2 separate regions of the Mus musculus genome follow, and region 2 is linked to region 1. Evidence: chromatin loops called from intact Hi-C (ENCODE). Cell type or tissue: left cerebral cortex. All regions are shown on one strand. Links, peaks and the distances in the headings refer to the core of each region. The heading gives the core; the rest is flanking DNA.

Evidence for each region. Peaks named below come from ENCODE experiments on the same cell type or tissue, not always from the same donor. Only the 100,000 strongest peaks of a DNase experiment are listed, where the experiment ranks them.
Region 2: a loop joins it to region 1, with 6 times the contacts of the local background. A loop is called at or near these places in 31 of 42 quality-filtered maps.

What each region holds. Positions count from the first base shown.
Region 1 is chr7:84,353,561-84,359,238 of GRCm38, forward strand. Arnt2 (aryl hydrocarbon receptor nuclear translocator 2) reads right to left here. Exons shown (of 19, transcript NM_007488.3): 3 at 960-1,007. Among named protein-coding and RNA genes, the nearest start is that of Gm30873, 20 kb to the left of the region's middle. In left cerebral cortex, for the core only: CTCF peaks have their summits at 880, 2,234 (motif pointing right), 2,836 (motif pointing left) and 4,374; DNase peaks (open chromatin) are centred at 2,239, 2,807, 3,237 and 5,058; H3K27ac peaks cover 1,468 bases.
Region 2 is chr7:84,083,788-84,089,465 of GRCm38, forward strand. Cemip (cell migration inducing protein, hyaluronan binding) reads right to left here and starts at 2,718. Exons shown (of 29, transcript NM_030728.4): 1 at 2,471-2,718. In left cerebral cortex, for the core only: a CTCF peak has its summit at 2,940 (motif pointing right); DNase peaks (open chromatin) are centred at 1,526, 1,878, 2,699 and 2,935; H3K4me3 peaks cover 2,927 bases; H3K27ac peaks cover 1,254 bases.

The sequences.
Region 1 (5,678 bases), core at 501-5,500:
CGGTTACAAAGAACCAAAAGGACCTTCATGCAGAAAAGTAGACAGCCAGCCTAATGTGCTGTGGGGACATCACACTTCTCAAAATTGCTTCAAACATCCAAGACTGTCAGTCCAAATGGAGTATGAATGCAGTAGGCAAGCAGCTATCACCGGAAGCAAGTTTCTAAGGTTAACAATAACCAAGAAAGAGTTCTCAGGAATGAGGGCATCAAGGCAAGCCCTGCTGTAAGAAGGTGGTACAGATGAAAAGTATGGTAAGAATGGAGGAATGATACCTTCCTTCAGCACACATCCATGTGTCCCAAAATGCCCCAACAGAACAAACTGGAAGAATCAGAAGTCATGGTTCTATCTTATACCACCAGCACTGTTGACCCAGGAGCCTTCCTTAAAGGTCGGCTACACCCAGAGCAGTGCCATAGAGCCAGCCAAAGATGCTGTTAATAGCTTGATTGTCAGGATCTTGACACCAACCCAGACAGGCTCCATATTTCCTGTATTTCTCCTTATTTTCCATAGTTAAAAAAACAAACAAACAGGATTCATGTTGATAATTCTCTCTATACTTGAACCCTAAGATTTTTTTTTAAAGGGAGACCATTAAAGTTAGTAGTTACTGTTTAACTTAAAAGCAAACAGGATTAAGAACTCACATTTGCTATGGGTTATTTTGAGACAAAATCTTGCTCTATGCCTTAGGTTTATCTTGAATTTGCCATCTTTCTGCCTCATACTCGCAAGTGCTGAGATTTCAAGCATGTACCACAAGGCTAGGCTTGGGACACTTCAGGATTACTAAGTTGCTTGCCACCAAGCCAAATACTTGCATTAAATGAGACGTACACAAGAGGGCCAGAGATCAGGCAATGGCTTGCTCAGTGACAAAAGGCACTAAGTGCCTGTTCATGACAGTCATGTGACTGCTGGCTACTGGCTTAAGAAAGGTAAAATAAACTCACCTTGAGAATTTACTGGGACCTTCACCATCTTCGTCATCGAAGTCCATTCTGGAAAGTCAAAGGCACAGGTAAGAACTAGTTATAACTCTCAGAGGACTCTAATTGGTTACATGAGCTGTGAACGCAGGGGAGTCTTCACCCCATCACATCGCTATGCAATGCTTCCAATTTTCACCCCATCACATCGCTGCTCAATGCTTCCGACCTTTGGCCATGCTAAACAGTATCCGCAGAGTCTCAAGAGAAAAAAATTACAAACAAAAGGTCTCCAGTACACTCACTATTAGTTCTCTGGTCAGAAATAGGAATACTCAAGTGTCAACTTGTCCCCCTTTGACGCTTCTCAGGTCACCAATGGATGACTCAGGCCATGTTGTGTGAAGGCATCAATGTTTCTTGTCTGCCATCATCCCTGGAGTATGTGGGTCCATCCACATCATGTATTCTATACCAGCACTTAATTTCTTACTTTTATGGTATATTGCTCAAGGGATTTGGAAGACAGTAAGTTCAAAGGGCGATGACATAATATCAGGGGACAGTGAAGCTGTCTGAGAATACTGCTTGTGACTTGGTGAGTCTCTACCAACCTCAGGGCAAAGGTCCTTCAAGAAAACCAGCCTGTTACACCCAGGATCAAACAGGCTGTTGAGGAGGAAATGGGCCTTTGATACCAAAATCACTGAAGCTGGTTGTCTGCTCGTTGAAGCTCACAGAATTACTCTTGAGATTCTTCTCTGCTGGGCCTCCCCTTGTTAATATCAATGTTTTGGTGAATTCTTACTGAACTAACACTCCAAATGATCCTTCTTAAAGGCCCAAGTGCTTCTGATGTCAGCACACACAGGTTGGAAGATGTTAGGGCAGAGGGGAACATAACCATGATCAAGTGCACCCAGAGTTTCTGCGGTAGGAAATGAGCAGTCAGCATGGCTCTTGAGTGTGGCATCCATCTGCAGACCCTATATCACCCTGCTTGTTTTTAGTAGGCCTGAAGGATTTGGTGAGATATAGTCTCATGATCCAAGCAGGAGAGAGGCTGGCTGCCTGACTGGAGGTCTGAGGAATTCCATGTTTTAGCAGTTTATTATGAGAATGGAGAATACCCAGTGAGATTCGGCTCAAACAATAAACAAGCAGAGAATGAAGTATGTGCCAGAAGACCACAGTTACAGAGGCCACACCTTCTGGTCCCTCATAGGGAGGGTGAACTTCATTTCCTAGTCTTTGAGGGATTGAATAAGTGACCCAGGAAATGCATGGGGCACCCAGGCCACCAGGAGGCAGTCATGTTACACATAAAGAGCATACTTGTCCACATACCTCAAGATGAGCCCCAGTGAGATGTGTGGCTAAGCAAGAACTCGAGGGACCTAGGAACTAGGATCAGATACGGCAAAATGAAGGGAATGAGGACAGCTTTTGCATGTCTTTGCTCTGGATTATATGCAGTGCAGCCTGAGTTGACATGTCCAGAATTCCCTGACGGGATCCCTCATCCACTTAGATCCTTGGTCCTCAAAACCCAACTGTCCTCACAACAAAAATGGCAGTTGTGATGAAAGAAATTCCTCTGTACAAAGAGGAACGGAGATGGACAGGATGAAGGGAAAAGACAGAAGACCACATGCATGTCACCCGCGAGATGACCATGTATCGCTCTCCACAGCATGGCTTTGGAAGTTCAGCCCTGGGCCAGAGCTGTCTACAGGACAAATGGAGCTGAATGTGGGAATTCTAAATAAAGAAAGCTCATTAATATCCTGTATAATTACTAAGCTATCATCTCACCTTCCTGGAAATTGCCTGTGGAAAATAACCACCAAAAATGTTTAACTGAGGTCAGTTGCATTTTTGCAGAGCCACACTGCCACCTAGTGCTTGTAAAGGGAAAGATCACCTTTTCTGCCTTCATAAACTACCTACGTTTTCAAAATTCCAAATGATTTGTGCCTGGATTCATCAAAACCGTAAATAGGTGTAATATACACAGTTATTTTTAAAATCCCATTCAGTTCAATTTGATATCACAGCTTCTGTAACATTGAGAGAGAGAGAGAGAGAGAGAGAGAGAGAGAGAGAGAGAGAGAGAGCAGAGCACGCTCGAGAAAGAGCAAGCTCTTCCACTCTTGCGTTTGCCTGTGGAGATAGAGGACATGTGAGAGATTAGGCTTTCTCCTTCTATCTGTGGATATGGTTATGTAACTTAGGTCATTAGGCATGGCAGCAAGTGCCCATACCACTGAGCCATCTCAAGGGCCTTTGATAGGATTATAATAAATAAGCAAACTCCTACAAAACATAACTGACTAGTTGGCCCTCAATCCAGGCCTAAAGATCAATGAGATGCTTGGAGTGACCAAGGGCAGGTCTTCTTGGACTCCAGGACTTTGGTGCTGAAACAGTCACAAGCAAGTCAGGATAGTTTGTCATCCTCATTTTGACAGAGTTTTCTTTACTCAATACCCTACAGAATAGATATAGGAAGAACTGAGTGGTGTAGTAAAGGGTTCCAGCCCTGCTAGGCAAGCTTCGGATCAGGCCAGCATCAGGTGAAAGAAAAGGGTGGTCTAGATCCTGAGTCTACTGGAGTTCATTGGAAACCTGGAGTCATGACTTGTATATGAAAAATTAAAGACCAAGAAACTATGGCTCCTACCTGAGAACGTGTGCAATCATACTGTGTAACATGGAGAGAAGCTATACCCAACACCTATAAGTGTGTATACAATCATACACATGTAGAATGGAGAGAAACAGTACCTTCCCACCCACGAGTATGTATGCAATCACATACATACAGCATAGAGAGAAACTACCCCTGCCACTTGTGTGAGCGTCAACTCACACTTAGACAGCAATCCTGTTAATAGTTTGAAAGGCAAATAAAGTGGGTCCAGTCTAGGAGATAAATCAGAAGCCCCATATGAGTATTTAGAGCCACTCAGTTTCACTAGTCCCTCAGCAATGCCACACACACACACACAGACCGCTAAAAAAAAACACACACACACATGAAAAAAAAAACTTCAAAACACTTGCCCTGGTGTTACGTTCAGGTCCCTGCCACCATGTCCAATGTTAAATATGACTACAATAAGCTGAGCTTATTACTTCTGGGATGAGAAGCATAGTAAATCATCCTTTGTTTTTTATGTTTCTCTCTTATTATGAAACATCTGGATAATAAAATAAATCAAAATGTGACTTTAAGCCCTATTGTATTCTCTCTAAAAATCAAAAACAAAAACAAAACGAACCTCAGCACGGTGAACGAGTGAGTCTCCAGACAGTGAGCTGAAAACATAGTTGACCCTACTTCCTGTTGGGCGGTCTGAACAAGAAGCTCGGACAGGCATTTCGCAGCATAATTTAAGTGAGAAAGAAGTGAGGAGTCTCCCTAGCGGTGCTGTTTAAGAATAACAGTGCAGCATCACATAAGAGTTTGCACAGAGCATTCGCTTCTCAAGCAAAGAGAAAGGTCATTCTAGTACAGTTGCCCAGCACTGGCTACGCAGGAGCAGTCCTGATCCTGGCCACAGGTCCCCAGAACAGAGCAGTGGCAACATGTCTGAAAATATTCCCACTCCAGGAAGACCCACTTACAGAGTCATCCCTGCCCTTCCTCTCTTTCTTTCCCTCACACCTCTTTATTTCTCTTGTTCTTTAATTTCTAAAACAGGGTCACACTATTTAGCCCAGGCTGGTCTTGAACTCCAGAGTCTCCTGACTCTGTCTACCAAGGGCTGGGATTTTCCCTTAGTGATAGTGGTTTAGAAGCTCAGCCCTGGATACAAGGCAGTGGCAGGAACTGATACATTCCTGCCCATCGCTGTATGCAGCCTCCACCCTCCACTCTGATGGCTAGCTTCATCGTCTCCCTTAACTCATGGCCACTTCCTCAGTGAGGTTAAAAGCTGCTTTTGCCCCTTTGCTGGGTGGGAGTCTCCCTCTCTTGCTGAGCTTAGGGAGGTCACAACAAGAATGTATGTCAGGTGACTTGCTTCAGCTCATTTCTCCCACACATGTGGAGCTACTTTGCAAAGAATCTAAAACTTCTGAACCTTCACCCTGTGTCCAGGCAGCCAGGAGGAGAGCAGCACCCTGCTGAGAGGCTCACTGTGAAGTCCTGACAGTGAAGTGGGAAGAAAGCCCAGCCAGGAAGGACTCACAGCACTAGGTCCGGCACATGTCCAGAAGGATCCAAAGTCCTCAAGAGGTCAGTGTGGCCAGTTCTATGAGGCTGTGAAGCACTGGAGAGGAATGGGTGACTGTCTGAGCCCTTGGAACACTTCACTAGCAGGTGAGAGAGGGAGACCTGGAAAGGAACGGGCCAGGGCACGCCAGTGCTGGCTTTTCTCCCTCATACTCTATCTTCTTCCACATCCCTCTGAGTCTCTTCAAGCATGCCTCACAATCTTAACAGAAGGAACAGTTGGAGACACCATGCTGGTGACAGTGACAGCAAACAACAGTCAATGCCAGCCATAGTACAAGGCCCTGATGGAGCTATCAGCCTTTTGATGCCAATACTGGGATTTCATGAGAAGATATAAAAACAAAAAACAAAACAAACAAACAAACAGAAACAAAAAAAAAAAACCCTGCCAGATGTAAGAAAGCACCAAGACTTACTATGGAAACAGGTCTGCAAAAGAAGTGGTTCCCTTCTTAGACCCTGGATGAATCTTTTTAAGTCATGGTGTCTGATTCCCACCA
Region 2 (5,678 bases), core at 344-5,343, 270 kb before region 1:
GAAACTGACTTATTTCTTTCTTTTTTTTTTTTTTTTTTGGTTTTTCAAGACAGGGTTTCTCTGTAGACCAGGCTGGCCTCGAACTCAGAAATCCGCCTGCCTCTGCCTCCCGAGTGCTGGGATTAAAGGCTTGCGCCACCACGCCCGGCTGACTTATTTCTTTTTAAAAACAGTATTTGCTCCAAGTCGTGCAGGTAGGGAAACAGTGAACTGATTTGTCTTTCGTAAAAATCCTTCCACTTCTCTTCCTTCAGCACTTTCACCAATGTGAAAATAACAAGGTGGTAGAACCAATCCCAACCAGTTACTGGGCTAAGAAAGGGGACAGGGGGCGGGTAAGCATTTCAGAAAAATGCGCAGCACTTGGAAATGCACCTGTAATCTGGATCATTCTAGCAGAGTTCTCTGTGCTCAGCACTGGACTTAAATGCTTTGCCTTATACTGGTAATTTCAGCCACTTACCGAGCGATTCCGCTTGCCCCCAGTTACAGGGGAGGAAAAAAAGTTGACTTTCCTGAAGTCACAGATCTCTCTGTTTCTCTCTTTCTTTCCCTCTCTCCTTTCCTTTCTCTTTTTGTAACTATTTATTATATGTATGCTTCAGTCACAAGCAGGAAAGACCTGATTTCTTGCAGTTTTTAAAATAAAGAGACACACATTTCTGTATTTGAGTGTAGGTAGTACTGACAAAAGATCCCATCCCGTATCATTTCTTAATAAAAGAAGGACATAATCCCTACTCTGTTCCCAGATAGTCAGTTTGAACCATCCATCAGCTACGGCTATGTGGAGCCTTTGGAAGCTTCCTCAAGAGTCCAGCTTTAGAGGACACTGTTAGGATCAGAAAGAGCATGGCTGCTTTATACACCCACTCAGACACTTCCTTCGTAATTTTTTAAATGTGTTTTTTTTCTCCATTCTCTCATAAACTGTGAAACTAAAGTATTGATTCATTATCATATTATTACATTGTTTAATTTTACAAAACTGACCTTACACCGTGCACTGAAAGCAGTTTAGTTCTGTATCTAATTATATATACTTTTACCTCATTGTCTGGGTCATAGAACAAAAGTTTCACACCTGTCTCACCTCTGAGGGATCTCCATGTTGTCACATAAGAATAAAGGAAGCCCCTAGTGACATCAAGGGGCTACACAGAAAAAGATGCAAGCTCTGCTGGGACCTGGTAGAAAACCACAGCCTCCGGCAAAGTAGGCTCCCTCCTGAGTGGTTAGTGCCTCCAGAAAAAAATGCCTAGGTCCCCAAGACTGTTAGTCCCTCTCTACCTTCCTAGTGTCTGAACACCTTAATCAGTGAGGGAGGTGCCTGAACACACCAGACTCAGGGCCACAGGCCCCGAGTGGCGGAAGTAGCTGGGAGCTGTCCATGGTGGCGCCGAGCCTGGGCACGCGGAGCAGCCTATTCCCCGCCCGCGGGCGCGCCTTAGGGTCCCTCTCCAGACCGCGGAGATGGAAATGACTCCCTGGCTCACGGTCTCCTGGACAGGCTTCAGCCAAGCCGTGGCTCTCACATCAAAAGCTTGGTTTTAAAGAGAAGGTCTTACCTGTGGGCAGAGTTGGCTGCTCGGAGCAGGACTGAGAACCTCAGACCTGGGGCGGGTAGAGTGTCCAGTCTTGGGGAACACCGGCACAACGCTCGGTCAAGAGCACAAGGATTCTCTGGGGTTCATTCCGAGATGTCACCGAACCAGAGCGGAGAGCTTGAGAACCGTGGACAACTCAGTCTTGTGCCTTATGGAGACCTTGGTTTTTCTGTCAATCTAGCGAGACCCTTCTTGCAGATGCTGTCTGTTGCCAGGGGCCACCAAATGTCCCTGCAGCGCTGCCAGGCTTAGTGTTTGTTTAAATAACAGCAGAGGCCACCGAGGTCGTCTAACATCAGATCATCTCCTCCAGCCCGGTGCCAGCGTATCACTGGGAGGGCAGAGGCAGGTTAGGGAACCCAGGAGACCTTGCCTACGTGGTAGCGACAAGGTACAGTCTTGCGAAGCTCACCATTAGCCACACGGTAAGCGCGTTCCCTGCACCGGGCTCCTTGCGAGACCTGCCTAGGGGCCATCTCTCTTCGATTAGACACTGTTGTTTGTGTGAACATCTGGTGCCATTCACAGGGGCACAAACTAAGCAAAACAGAAATCCACCTCCCGTCGAATACATTCCTGGACGATGGTGTCCCCAACACCTGACATTTGTAAAGATTTCAGAGACGAAGGACCGTGGCGGAGGCGTGTGCCCACCAATATATTCATGGATAGGCAGGCAGGCAGACAGACAGACAGACAGACAGACAGACAGTGGTAGACAGCATAGAATAATAGGCTGGACAATCAGACTGATGGAGGGCAACGTTCTACCTAACAGAGGGGAGAATGTGGGATCCGGTCTCTCCTCTCCTCCCCATAGCTTAACCCAAGCAGCCCTCGCGCCCTAGCTCCGGTCCTCTTACCTCAGGTTGATGACCGAGACCCTGCCACGCCTCGGGGATCTGGAGTGCAGCATCCCGTAGTCTAGTATCTGATCCCACGCGTTGAGCTCCTGAGCGTAAGCAAGTGGGACGGGAGCTGGCGGAAAGTGGGGTGCAGATTCCGACCTCACTCGGCACAGTGCTCCAGCAGCACCAGACCACTGCCACTCAGCGCAGAAGGCGCTCCTCGCTCGACTCCGCGCGCTCACTGGCTTAGTAGCTAGCTCGGAGCTGCCAGCCCGAGCCGACGCTTTTTATAGTCGCCTTCCGGGCCTGACTCCTCCCCACCAGAGCCCCCGGCGCCCGCACTCATCCCGTCCCCCCTGTCCCACCCCTGTCTCTGGGCAGCGTCCTCCCACTCACCGCGGTGGGCGGCCTGCGGGGCTGGACCCGGGCGGGCTCTGGCGGCCGCTCCGGGAGCCGCAGACCTGAGCCCGAGAGCCGCCGCCGGGACAAGCCGTGGCCACCAGGTGAGGGCGCTGGAGCCTAGGACGAAAGCTGCGGACCTCCGAGGGCTTAGTGATGGAAGCGCAGCTTGTATCCAGTGGCCTCCCCAAGGGACAGTCAGCCAGAAAAAAGAGATTTTGACAGAGTCGCCACCACTCTACGTTCAGGCTGTTAGATTTCAAACCCGTAACACTTTTTGTAAGCCAACATAGCAACAGAATCCAGGATCGCCTAGGTCTAGAGGTCTCTTAGAGAAGATCTTGTTTTGAAAGCTAGGGAGATGACCGCTAAGATGTTTACAGGTTTGAAAAAACAGAGTTCAGTTCCCAGAATCCTCATAAAAATGCCTTGGGTGGGCAATAGCCCTAATTTGTAATTCCAGAGCTGGGGAGGTGGAGACAGGTGGCTTGTTGGGGCTTGCTGGCCAGTCCGGGTAAAATAGAGATACCCGGTCTCAAAAACAAATAACACTCCAAGCAGCTTGACCTCTGTCTTAGGGGACACACACATACACACACACACACACACGGATAGTAGAGTTACTTCTTCACATGTGTCAGTTTTCTGCACATGCCAGTTACTTGACCATAAACAAGGGACTTCACCATTGGGCTCCCATGAGCCTGGAGAGAGGATTTCAGTGAGATTTTGTGGGTACTAAGTCATAGTAAGTGTTTGCTATCCTGCATGTAGTCTGTGCCTGGACAGGACAATGTTCTCAAGGATCAAAACAAGACAGTGCCACCAGTGAGTTATCCTCTGCCATAGGAATAAGTAAGCCCACCCAGAGCATCTAGCATCTCCTCAACACTGGGTGCCCTGAGCACCAGCTACCTATCCACTCTGACCCTGGCAAAAAGGGTGAAAGGTGCTGGGGATTTTTTTTTCCATTTCATTTTAATTCTAAGATGACAGCTTTGGTTGCAATTCTATATGCTGTCCCTCTTTGAGACTTATTGCTCAGCTCCCTCCTCTGGTTAATGAGAGTTCTCAAGTACACATTTCTTCCTGCCTGCCAATGTCCTATGCTCACTGCTGTGCGAGAGGGTCTTCATTCTAGGCAGTGCCCACCAGCTTTAGGAATCTCAGTGCAGGCTTTAGGGCCAGTCTATGGCAGAGACTTTGGAAGCCCCTGTCTAGGTCCTCTGGGCAGCAGCCTTTGGGCCATGTGTTGGAACCAGGGAAGCACAGCACTCCACCCCAGATCTTCTCTAGAAAGCTGGAACCAAAGATCAAGAGTCTCAGTTTGCCTTTGAACTCCAAGCATACCATCAACGGGGTCTGGTAGCAAGCTTCCTTTCTTTGCTCTCCCTTTCTAGCAGAATAAAACTGAGACCTACCTCCTTATAAAGTGCCTATCCAGTCCTTGCAGTACACATACTTGCTGAATCCCTTTCTTAAGGAACCCATTCCCCAGGCCCACAAACAAGGAGGAGCAGGTGACTGGGCATTGTGCTTGGACCAGCCTCACTGGGGCTCCTTCTCCCACCAGTGGAGCACAGACCAGAGGCTGCAAAGCAAGGGAGGAGCTCATCTTCACAGGCATCTCAGGGATGAGGAGTAATCTCCTGCTTAAGGGATGGGCTCTGGGAAGTGCTTTGTCATGCTTTCTCCAAGATGCAGAGTGTCCAGCTCATTCCTCTGGCATCCAGTTTTCTTTTATCATCGGCTCATGCCTGGGGTGGAAGAAGCTGATGAATTACAGACAGGCTCCACATGTCTAAAACCAGATTCTCCAGCCACGTCCACTCAGCATTTCTACCCAGGCCTTTGTAACCCGCAGTGTATGATGGGTAATTCTTTTGGTGTGGATTACCAGCAATGTGAACCTGATGGATTTCCTATCTACACTTCTCTAAATCCAAGACTTATAAATGCAGAGATGGGGGCTAGTTGCAAAATGAACTGATAGCTTTCAAGTTCTTGCCAGGATCCCCAGAGGGACCAGTGGTGCTCTTGGCTGGGGGTGTACGGCGTCACACCAGCCTCTAAGACCTGCACTGAGTTCCTACCACCTTCCTGGAATATTCAGCCCTTAGACCTCATCCTGTAGGATGTCATATCTTGTCTTGCCCTGCTCCACCAACTGCCTGAATCTGACAAGGCAGCCATATTTCACATCCATCCCTTAAAACAAAGGTCACCTCACTTCACCTATTGACCACCAACGCTACCACCATCCATACACACCTGTGCACAGTTTGAAGGGCTGTCCACACCTGTAGCTCTGTTCTCCAAATCCGACTTCCTGGGATTTCCCTGACTTCTCCTCTAAGGTACTGAGAAAACCATCAGAAACAAGAAGCAGGATAAGGCTGCATGGGTTGGCTCTAGACCTTGAGAGTTCTACTAAACAAGCAAAACAGTGAACCTCGGGTATATCCCCAGAGACTGAACCGCTCAAGCAGGGGAAAGGAGCAAATTGCAATGCCACCAACAGGGGTCACCCTTGGACACAGAGCCTGAAGCTGGCGTCAGGAAAAGAACATTCTGAAGTCTGCATCCTGAAGCCAGGTTTCTAGCAAGTTCGAGTTGCTAGATTCCTGTTTTGTTGAAGGCCAAGGAGCTTGCCCAGTAGGGCACATCTGGCAAGAATTTAGGACAGGAAGTCCTAGGACCCTGGTCAACCTTTCAGGAGCTGTTTAAGTGGATTTCTACCTTTCTCCCGCGAGCTGGTCACCACCACAGAGAAAGACGTAGATATAGAATACTCATAAACTGGTGCTGAGTATATTCTTTTCCT